Regions from separate parts of the Homo sapiens genome. Here region 2 is linked to region 1. Evidence: read pairs that join two places in POLR2A ChIA-PET (ENCODE). Cell type or tissue: OCI-LY7. All regions are shown on one strand.

Evidence for each region. ChIA-PET counts read pairs that join two places held together with the same protein. Peaks named below come from ENCODE experiments on the same cell type or tissue, not always from the same donor. Only the 100,000 strongest peaks of a DNase experiment are listed, where the experiment ranks them.
Region 2: POLR2A ChIA-PET joins it to region 1 with 5 read pairs; 2 of 35 experiments call an interaction of 5 or more read pairs at or near these places.

What each region holds. Positions count from the first base shown.
Region 1 is chr6:108,282,139-108,287,138 of GRCh38, reverse strand. No RefSeq gene overlaps it. Among named protein-coding and RNA genes, the nearest start is that of AFG1L, 10 kb to the left of the region's middle. RefSeq lists an enhancer at 467-566 and silencers at 2,136-2,205, 4,671-4,845. In OCI-LY7, no CTCF peak of the experiment used is centred here; a DNase peak (open chromatin) is centred at 2,176; H3K27ac peaks cover 451 bases.
Region 2 is chr6:109,114,575-109,119,574 of GRCh38, reverse strand. The region is part of intron 1 of CEP57L1 (centrosomal protein 57 like 1); the gene reads right to left. Among named protein-coding and RNA genes, the nearest start is that of CEP57L1, 22 kb to the right of the region's middle. In OCI-LY7, no CTCF peak of the experiment used is centred here; a DNase peak (open chromatin) is centred at 1,994; H3K4me3 peaks cover 825 bases.

The sequences.
Region 1 (5,000 bases):
ATTTTTATTTCTATGTCTGGCTGATTTCACTTAGCATAACGTCCTCCAGGTCCATCCTACAAATAGCAGGATTTCCTCCTTTTTTAATGCTAAATAATACTCCAGGCTGGGTGCGGTGGCTCACGCTTGTAATCCCAGCACTCTGGGAGGCCGAAGTCGGCAGATCACCTGAGGTCAGAAGTTCGAGACCACCTGGCTAACATGGTGAAACCCCATCTCTACTAAAAATACAAACTTAGCCGGGCACAGTGGCACATGCCTGTAATCCCAGCTACTCGGGAGGCTGCGGCTCGAGAATCGCTTGAACCCGGGAGGCGGAGGCTACAGTGAGCTGAGATCGCACCATTGCACTCCAGCCTGGGCAATCAGAGTGAAATTCCTTCTCAAAAAAATAAAATAATACTCCAGTGTGTGTGTGTGTGTGTGTGTGTGTGTGTGTGCACGCACGTGCTACATTTTCTTTATTCATTCAACTGTCTATGGACACAGGTTGTCTCCACATCTTGGCTATTGTGACTAATGCTGCAAAGAACATGGGAGTGCAGATATCTTTACGAGGAGGTGGTTTCATCTCCTTTGAGTATACACCCAGAAGGGAGATTCCCAGTTTATATGATAGTTCTGTGGTTTTGAGGGGGTTTTTTTCTTTTTCTTTTTCTTTCTTTTTTTTTGAGACAGGGTCTCACTTTGTCGCCCAGGCTGGAGTGCAGTAGCACAATCTTGGCTCACTGCAGCCTTGACCTCTGGGGCTCAAGCAATTCTCCCTCCCACATAAGCCTCCCAAGTGGCTAGAACTACAGGTGCGCACCACATGCCTGGCTAATTTTTGTATTTTTTGTAGAGACGGAGTTTGCCATGTTGTCTAGACTGGTCTCAAACTCCTGGGCTCAAGCAGTCTTCCCACCTCGGCCTCCAAAAGTGCTGGGATTACAGGCATGAGCCACCGTAGTCTGGGTAGTTCTGTTTCTAATTTCTTTAGGAACATCCATACTGTGGATCCATTTTAAAGATTAATTTTTTAAAACACCATTAAATTCAATATTACAGAAGTAATTGAAACACAACCCAAGAGCCCTTTTTTCCATTTGCTTATTTATTTATTTGCCATTACACGTGGTTCTTCATAAGTATAATTTCTTCTAATTTAACAAAGAAACACTTTAGAGCTATGAAAAACAATGTGGTCCATTTGAAGATACATAAGAAATTATTTCAGGGGTACAGTGGCTCACGCTGGTAATCTCAGCACTTTGAGAGACAGAGGTGGGAGGCTTGCTTGAGGCCAGGAGTTCAAGACCAGCCTGGGCAACATAACAAGACCCCATCTCTACACTAAATAAATAAATAAATAAATTCACATGGAAACCATTACATAATAACTTCTAGTTTCTACATTCAAGTAGAGTCAAATATCTAGCTTCTAAATTCAAAACATTTGTATTTTAAATATCCTTAACCAAAGATATAACTTAGGTTACTTAATTTATTTTCTTTTCCTTTTTTTTAGAGACAAGATCTCACTCTGTCAACCTAGGCTAAAGTGCAGTGATGCAATCATAGCTCAGTGCAGCCTCAAACTCCTGGGCTCAAGCAATCCTCCTGCCTCAGCCTCCCAAGTAGCTGGCACTATAGGCACTAGGTTACTTAATTTAAACAAACTAAATAAACAAATATACCTAAGTACCTTATTAACTATGAGAAATGTAACTTCTAACCAAGATGTACACACTTCAGTAATACAGATTTATAAATGTGTACAAAGTATAGATTTTGCTACAAGCAGTCCATTTCTTATTCTTTTGCTAACCTTACAACAAAAATCACCTTTTTTCCCCTTTACTGAAACGTTGTTTAACTCATAACTAGAGACTGGCCAAAGACAGAATATTTGAAGCCAAGTCCAGTGCTCAAACCTTTATTTAGTTTCTTTTTTATTATTATTATTTTTTTTGAGATGGGAGTCTCACTCTGTCACCCAGGCTGGAGTGCAATGGCACAGTCTCAGCTCACTGCAACCTCCGCCTCCCAGGTTCAAGCAATTCTCTTGCCTCAGCCTCCTGAGTAGCTGGGACTACAGGTGCGTGCCACCATGCGTGGCTAATTTTTGTATTTTTAGTAGCAACGGGGTTTCACTATGTTGGCCAGGCTGGTCTCAAACTCCTAACCTCGTTCGTGATCTGCCTGCCTCGGCCTCCCAAAGTGCTGGGATTATAGGCGTGAGCTGCCGTGCCCAGCCAGTTTCTTTTTTCTTTTTTTTTTCTTTTTTTTTCTTTCTTTCTTTCTTTTTTCTTTTTTTTTTTTTTTTTTTTTTTTGAGATGGAGTCTTGTTCTGTTGCCCAGGCTAGAGTGCAGTGGTGCAATCTCGGCTCACTGCATTCTCCACCTCCTGGGTTCAAGAGATTCTCCTGCCTCAGCCTCTCGGGTAGCTGGGATTACAGGTGCATGCCAACATGCCTGGCTAATTTTTGTATTTTTAGAAAAGACAGGGTTTCACCATGTTGGCTAGGCTGGTCTTGAACTCCTGACCTCAAGTGATCCTCCTGCCTCGGCCTCCCAATGTGCTGGGATTACAGGTGTGAGCCACCATGCCCAGCCTTTATTTAGTTTCTTACTACTTATTTTCAACAACAAATTAAAATAACTGTTTTTTTTTCAGTTTTGAATATCCTTTTTTAAAAAATTGAATCACATGATAATATATGTGTATTTACCTATGTATTTCTTCCTTATCCAAATTTTGAGAGGGAAAAAAAAGCTTTCCATATATATATTGTAGAGAGTCTTGCTCTGTCACCCAGGCTGGAGTGCAGTGGTGCAATCTCGGCTCACTGCAACCTCCACCTCCTGGGTTCAAGCGATTCTCGTGCCTCAGCCTCCCAAGTAGCTGGGACTACAGGCGTGCACCACCACTCCCGGCTAATTTTTGTATTTTTAGTAGAGACGGGGTTTCACCATGTTGGCCAGGCTGGTCTCAAACTCCTGACCTCAAGTGATCCACCCGCCTCAGCCTCCCAAAGTGCTGGGATTACCAGCATGAGCCACTGCACCCGGCCACCATCCTCCCTTTAAAAATAGCAACAAACCCCAACTAATACTAACGTTCCCCAATTGGACACACAAACTTGGAATCTGGGAATCATCACCTAGTTTCTCTTCCTCATCCCTCCTATCCAGTCCTTCACCAAATATGATTAAATCCATCCGTTACCACTGGGTCTCCCTCTTGTCTTTCAGAGGCTGATGCAGTCATCTCCCAACTCTAGCTCTGGCTGTTTCCCCTCCACACCATACTGCTGTCAGATGCATCTTTCCAAAGATGTCACCTATCTGACTACGATCCTTCACAGTTTCTAAATTTGCAGTGCCTCCCTACTGTCTGCAGAATGAAGTACAATTTCTTTATTATGGACCTTTTAGAAAATCAATATCTGGCTCTGCCTACCTTACCATCCTCTCAGATCACTCAAATAATTTATACTCAGAAAGCAACATATCATGGGTGATTTACCAAGCATCTTATTTGTTTACATGCACCTTTGTATATATTATTCTAGAAAAACTGGTAAACTAATCCCATCCACCCACTGGACACCCCCCCCCTTTATTTCCTATGAATGTTCTGTTGGTTTTTACTAATATTTGAAAAATCAGTGCAGTAGCTCACGCCTATAATTCCAGTGCTTTGGGAGGCTGAGGTGGGAGGATCAATTGAGGCCAGGTTCAAGATATTTTTTAAATTAGAAAAAAAAAATTTGGCTAGGCACAATGGCTCACGCCTGTAATCCTAGCACTTTGGAAGCCGAGATGGATGGATCACCTGAGGTCAGGAGCTCAAGACCAGCCTGGCCAACATGGTGAAACCCCGTCTCTACAAAAATACAAAATAAATTAGCCGGGCATGATGGCCGGTGCCTCTAATCCCTGCCACTAGGGAGGCTGAGGCATGAGAATTGCTTCAACCCAGGAAGCGGAGGTTGCAGTGAGCCAAGATCACACCATTGCACTCCAGCCTGGGTGACAGAGCGAGACTCCACCTCAAAAAAAAAAAAAAGAAAGGAAAGAAAATTTTAATAAAAATAATTACCCAAGCTATCAATTGACTTTTAATATTTTCAAGGCAACTTTAAGAATGTTCCAGCTTTAGGCCAGGTGCAGTGGCTCATGCCTGCAATCCCAGCACTTCGGGAGGCCGAGGCAGGTGGATCATTTGAGGTCAAGAGTTCAAGACCAGTCTGACCAACATAGTGAAACTCCATCTCTACTAAAAATACAAAACTTAGCTGGGCGTGGTGGCATGTGCCTGTAATCCCAGCTACTCATGAGGCTGAGGCAGGAGAATTGCTTGAGCCGAGATCGTGCCATTGCACTCCAGCCTGGGTGACAGAGCGAGACTCTGTCTCAAAAAAATTAAAAAAAGAATGTTCCAGGTTTAATACTGCAATATGTATTTAGTATCCATCATTACATGTACATTATATACTGCATACTACTATTGATATTCAGCCTTAATGAATACATTTATTTTAAGATCCTCAAGGGGGCTGGGCACATTGTGGCTCATGCCTGTAACCCTACCACTTTGGGAGGCTGAGCTGGAGGATTGCTGAGGCCAGGAATTTGAGATCAGCCTAGGCAACATAGCAAGACCCCATCTCCACAAAAAATGCTTTTAAAAAGTAGCCAAGTATGATGACGTCCACCTGTAGTCCCAGCTACTCAGGAGGCTGAGGTGGGAGGATTTCTTGAGCCCGGGAGGTCAAGGCTGTAGTGAGCTGTTTTCAAGCCACTCCATTCCAGGTTGAGCAACAGGGTAAGACCCTGTCTCAATTAAAACAAACGAACAAACAAACAAAAAAACTCCATGATTCTGAGAGATACAGTAAGTGACTTGTCCAATATAATACAGCTACTATACCTTCTTGAAGTTAACTGAATGGTAATGGAAATAACCCTTAAACAAGATCAACAGATAGACAAAAAGTAGACCATGCCACATAATA
Region 2 (5,000 bases), 830 kb before region 1:
AAAGGCACCTCAAACGTATATCCAAAACTTAAAGCACCATCTTTGCCTCAAAACAGTTTTTCTTCCTATATTTGTAATCTCACTTAATAGGATCATCCTCCTACTCCCCATTCTCAAGTCCTGAGGAGGTCAACACGTAAAACACTTCTTGACTCACCTATCCTCTCCCATCCTTACCACCACTGATTAGGTGTCCCAGCCTAGGCCCTCATCATTTATTGGTCCCATTACGTAGCCTTTTGAAGTGATTTTCCTACTACTAATTATGTTTCACTAAAACTATTTTTTACTGTGCCCCTAGAGTGATCTACCTAAAATTAAAATCCAGCCATGTTACTTCAATGCTTCAAACTCTTCAGTGACTGCAGAATAAAGACCTCCTCAGGGCATATAGGGCTCTCCATTACTCATTATCTAGTTCTTTTCTCCTGCCCCTGCTGAGTGAACACGTTTCTAATGTTCCTATTGTTCTCTCTTCCAGAAATATTCTTGCCCATTATGTAAGACACAGTTTATCAGTTAAACTGTCCATGAAGTTTTCCCTTTCCTGGCTTCCTGAGGCTGGGCTAATTAACTTTCCTCTGTGCATACCTATATGTTTAATATATATTGAAATAATAATCTGTTCATGTCTTCCCCACTGAACTGCACGCCTCATTCATCAAAGTCTTATTCATCTTTGCAATCTCAGCACCTAATTTAATACTTAATAAAGGCTTGCTAAACTGAAATGAATTAAAAGCTATGTGGAGCTCCAAGACAAAACCTACCGAAAAGTCAGAGCAATATAAGGTAAAAGGAAGATGTCTATACCATTCAGATCAGAGAGAGTGCTAGCTACTGATTGTAGTGTCTGAGTTATTCTGTGACGAAGCAACACAAACACGGGTTTGTCATAACATTGCTTTCCTTGGTATTGAGAGCTCAGAAGTCATAATTCCAATTCTTATTCGTATTAGCAAGCTTCAGTATGTTAACTACAGTGACGTTTGACCCACATGTCTGAGGTGAACAACTGTTTTGAAAGGCTCAAGTAATCTACTGATGCACAGAGATGTTGATAGGCTGCAGAGACACACCATTAAGCCCCTTACTTTTTTTTCAAACCAGACTTGTTGGCACAGCTGTTAAGGTATTAACATGAGGAACAGCATACGTTGTCAAATAGCCCAGAAGGCAAAAGGACAAAATCTGATTTTCCTGGCTAGCTGAGGTGGGAGGTTAATTGATAAAAATATATTTTACTGGCCAGGCTCACGCCTGTAATCCCAGTTCTTTGGGAGGCCAAGGCAGGTGGACTACCTGAGATCAGGAGTTTGAGATCAGCCTGGCCAATATGGTGAAACCCTGTCTCTACTAAAAATACAAAAAATTAGCTGGAGTTGGTGGTGGGCGCCTGTAATTCCAGCTACTAAGGAGGCTGAGGCAGGAGAATTGCTTGAACTCAGGAGGCAGAGGTTGCAGTGAGCCGAGACCGTGCCACTGCACTCCAGCCTGGGCGACAGAGTGAGACTCCGTCTCAAAAACAACAACAACAACTATATACATTTTACTTAAAATGCACCTACAAAAATATGTATTACTTTCCTCTTAATGTTGCAATTTTTCATCCGTTTCCAATGTGCTTATTTAACTTACATCTCACTATGCCAAATGCTGAAAGTGCTGAGGGCCTTCCAATTACCACCAGCAGCCAAAATAGAGGAGCACAGAGAACAGCCTATGATGTCGAAATGTAAGAGATCATTATGGCTCCAATTGAACTTCCCTTGTATCCATATAGACGTTGCCTGTGACTGTATCTGCATAATTCACTTCGCTTAATATTGCAATGTCTATTTAGTAAAATTAATGTTGAGAATCTGCATAATTTCCTAATTCCTTTCCATTTCAATTCCAATACTGTTTGCTAAGCATCTATCATGTGCCAAACTTTGTGCTTAGAGCTGGAAATGGAAAGAGGAAGAGGTCACAGTCTCAGGGGAAAACAAATGCAATGCCTCACTAACTCAGGACTTTGAACTTGCTCTAAACTAGTACAGATTTGGTGCCCATAAAAAGTGGGGTTAACCCTCCAATGTTGCTTTCGTCATAGTAGTTGGCCCAGTTTGCCAGTCTAGCCCAGACAAGCCCTAGCTAAGACAGCCTCAGGTTCCTTCAATATGATCACCTTTCATCCTTCAATTAAAAACTTCCTATCAGCAGCACATTACAGACCATCAAAAGATAGAGAAGGTTTGTAGAGCAGCAAAGCCAAAAGGTATAGTCAAAGGCATTCACAATAAGTTCAATCATAAGTAATATTCTCTTGTGTACCTGAATATTGCCTACAACTTCTTATGCTTACGTTATATATAAATCCATGATATTTTACTATAATAGCTGAGACTAGAATGAGAGTGTTTGGAAAGAAGTTTGACACAAACATACTATATATATATTTCTGATTATAAAAGTAATACATGTTCATTCTACAAAATTTTGAAATTATAGAAGAAAATAAAAATCACGGGAATTTTATCAATCTCAGATTATTAAAATATTGTTAACACACTTTTGGTATATATTAAATCAGTCTTTTATTATTTTAACCAAAGTTAGGACTGTACCATGCTTGTATAAATTGTCTTTCTACTTAATATGTGATAAATGTTTTCTTGAATCATTATCTTTTTTTGTATATCATTCTTTAGAAGTATGTTTTTCTTAATGGCAGTACATAAATGATTTTGTAAATTACCAATTTTTTCATTAAGAAACAGGCTAGCAATTGTGTTGTTAGGTCAAAGACAGTTTTAAATGCTTCTGGTACATATTGTCAAATTGTCTGGGCCTGTTTTGAATTAAGGCATTACTGGAGATTTTTAGAACTTAGAAAAAACTCCTGAAGGTCACAATTCTCACCATGTCTTGAGATTATTTCTCCAGTCAATAATACTATACTTTAGACAAAGTTTCTCTTGGATAACCTCTTATCAAAAGCTTTATGACAATCAGAACCTAGAAAAAGATTGAAACTGTACCTATATAAATAAAGTAACATATATATCAATTAGTCTACTCTACTGTTAAGAAAAGTATCTCTAAAATGCTTATGGGAGCTGGGCGCCGTGGCTCACTCCTTTAATCCAGCACTTTGGGAGGCCAAGTTGGGCAGATCACCTGAGGTAGGGAGTTTGACACCAGCCTGACCAACATGGAGAAACCACCTCTCTACTAAAAATACAAAATTAGGTGGGCGTGGTGGCATATGCCTGTAATCCCAGCTACTTGGGAGGCTGAGGCAGGAGAATCACTTGAACCTGGGAGGTGGAGGTTGCAGTGAGCCGAGATCATGCCATTGCACTCCAGCCTGGCCAACAAGAATGAAACTCTGTCTCAAAAAAGTAACATAACATAACATAACATAACATAACATAACATAACATAACATAACATAACATAACACAACACATAACATAAAATAAAATAAAATAAAATAAAATAAAATGCTTAATAGGGAGGAAATAGAATTCCAGGAAATACCTAAAACAAATTTACTTTCCTTTTTTTGACCAAAACTCATAAAAATACAGATAAATCAAAATTGTTGAACTCAATTCTATAAAATGTATGTAGTCTTACTTATATAGTATATTCTTCATATCTGCAATAAAAGGCAAAATCTAAAAATATCAACTTAACATTTGAAAAGTATTACCACTTACAAGCTTTTACACGCTAAATTTAGTCTTAACAACCTTAAAGAATGCTATTACTATTACTACAGTCACTTTTTAACACATTAGGAAACAGATGAAAAGATTGGGTGACTTGGCTAATTGAATATGTATAAAAAATGAATAGCAAAGCCAGAATTCAAACCCAGGTCTCCGGACTCTAACTGTGGACCCTTTTGATTTCTGTACTGCTTTCCATAAATCATAAATAATCAAATTTTTCTTTATACTTGGCTTCAGATTTTTTAAAAAAAATAACAGATTTATTTTCTTAACGTTATTTATTTAAGCCAAAATTAAAATAAGTTTGCATTCCCTGAGTGCACACACCGACAATGGGTGGGCCAACTAATAAAACTACTGATAGCACATAGATGCCAGCTTAAAGTTAACATTTTTCCATTGTATAAATCCACAAACAGAGAAACATGTTTGGCTGAGCGTAATCTAATTTGTAAATTTCCCAAAGAAAACAAACATTACAACTACTAGAATTGTTTTCCCTACAAATAGAGTAGTGTGGAGACTACAACTGAGAACAACATGAAATTCCTTTAAAATGACACTCTGAAGGAGTGTCATTTCTCTCTTTTCTCTCCTTTAAAAAAAAAATACATATATACCCATAAATAAATATTTCCTACCATTTCTCCCTTTTATCCACTACTACCCCTAACTTCTAACAATGAAAGAATAAAAAATTAACAATAGAAGATTTTTGAAGTTGTTAATGTATAACTTTTACAAAATCAACTATCATTAATTTAGCCATATTTTAATGTATGTATTAATCATGGTTTATCTGATTAATTTAGTTGCTTTAACAAATATAGTTTTACATTTTGTATTTTTATTAGTTTTATTTTAATTGGCAAATAATAATTGTATATATTTATGGGGTATAAGGTGATATTTCAATACATGTATACATTGTGGAATGATCATATCAGAGTAATTAGCATATCCATCACCTCAAATATTTACCATCTCTTTGTAGTGAGATATTTAAAATTATCTCTTTTAGCTATTTTGAAATATAATAACTATAGTCACCTTGCAGTGTAACAGAACACCAAAACTTATTTCTAGTAACTTAACTTTGTACCCCATTGATCAGCATCTTCCCTTTCCCTGTCCACGCCCTACAACTCTCCCACCTCTCTTCCCATCCCCTGCCCCTTGCCTCTGGTAACCACTATTCTACTCTCTACTTCTATGATTTTGACTTTTCTAGATTCCACATATAAGTGAGATTACAGAGTATTTGTTTCTCTGTCCCTG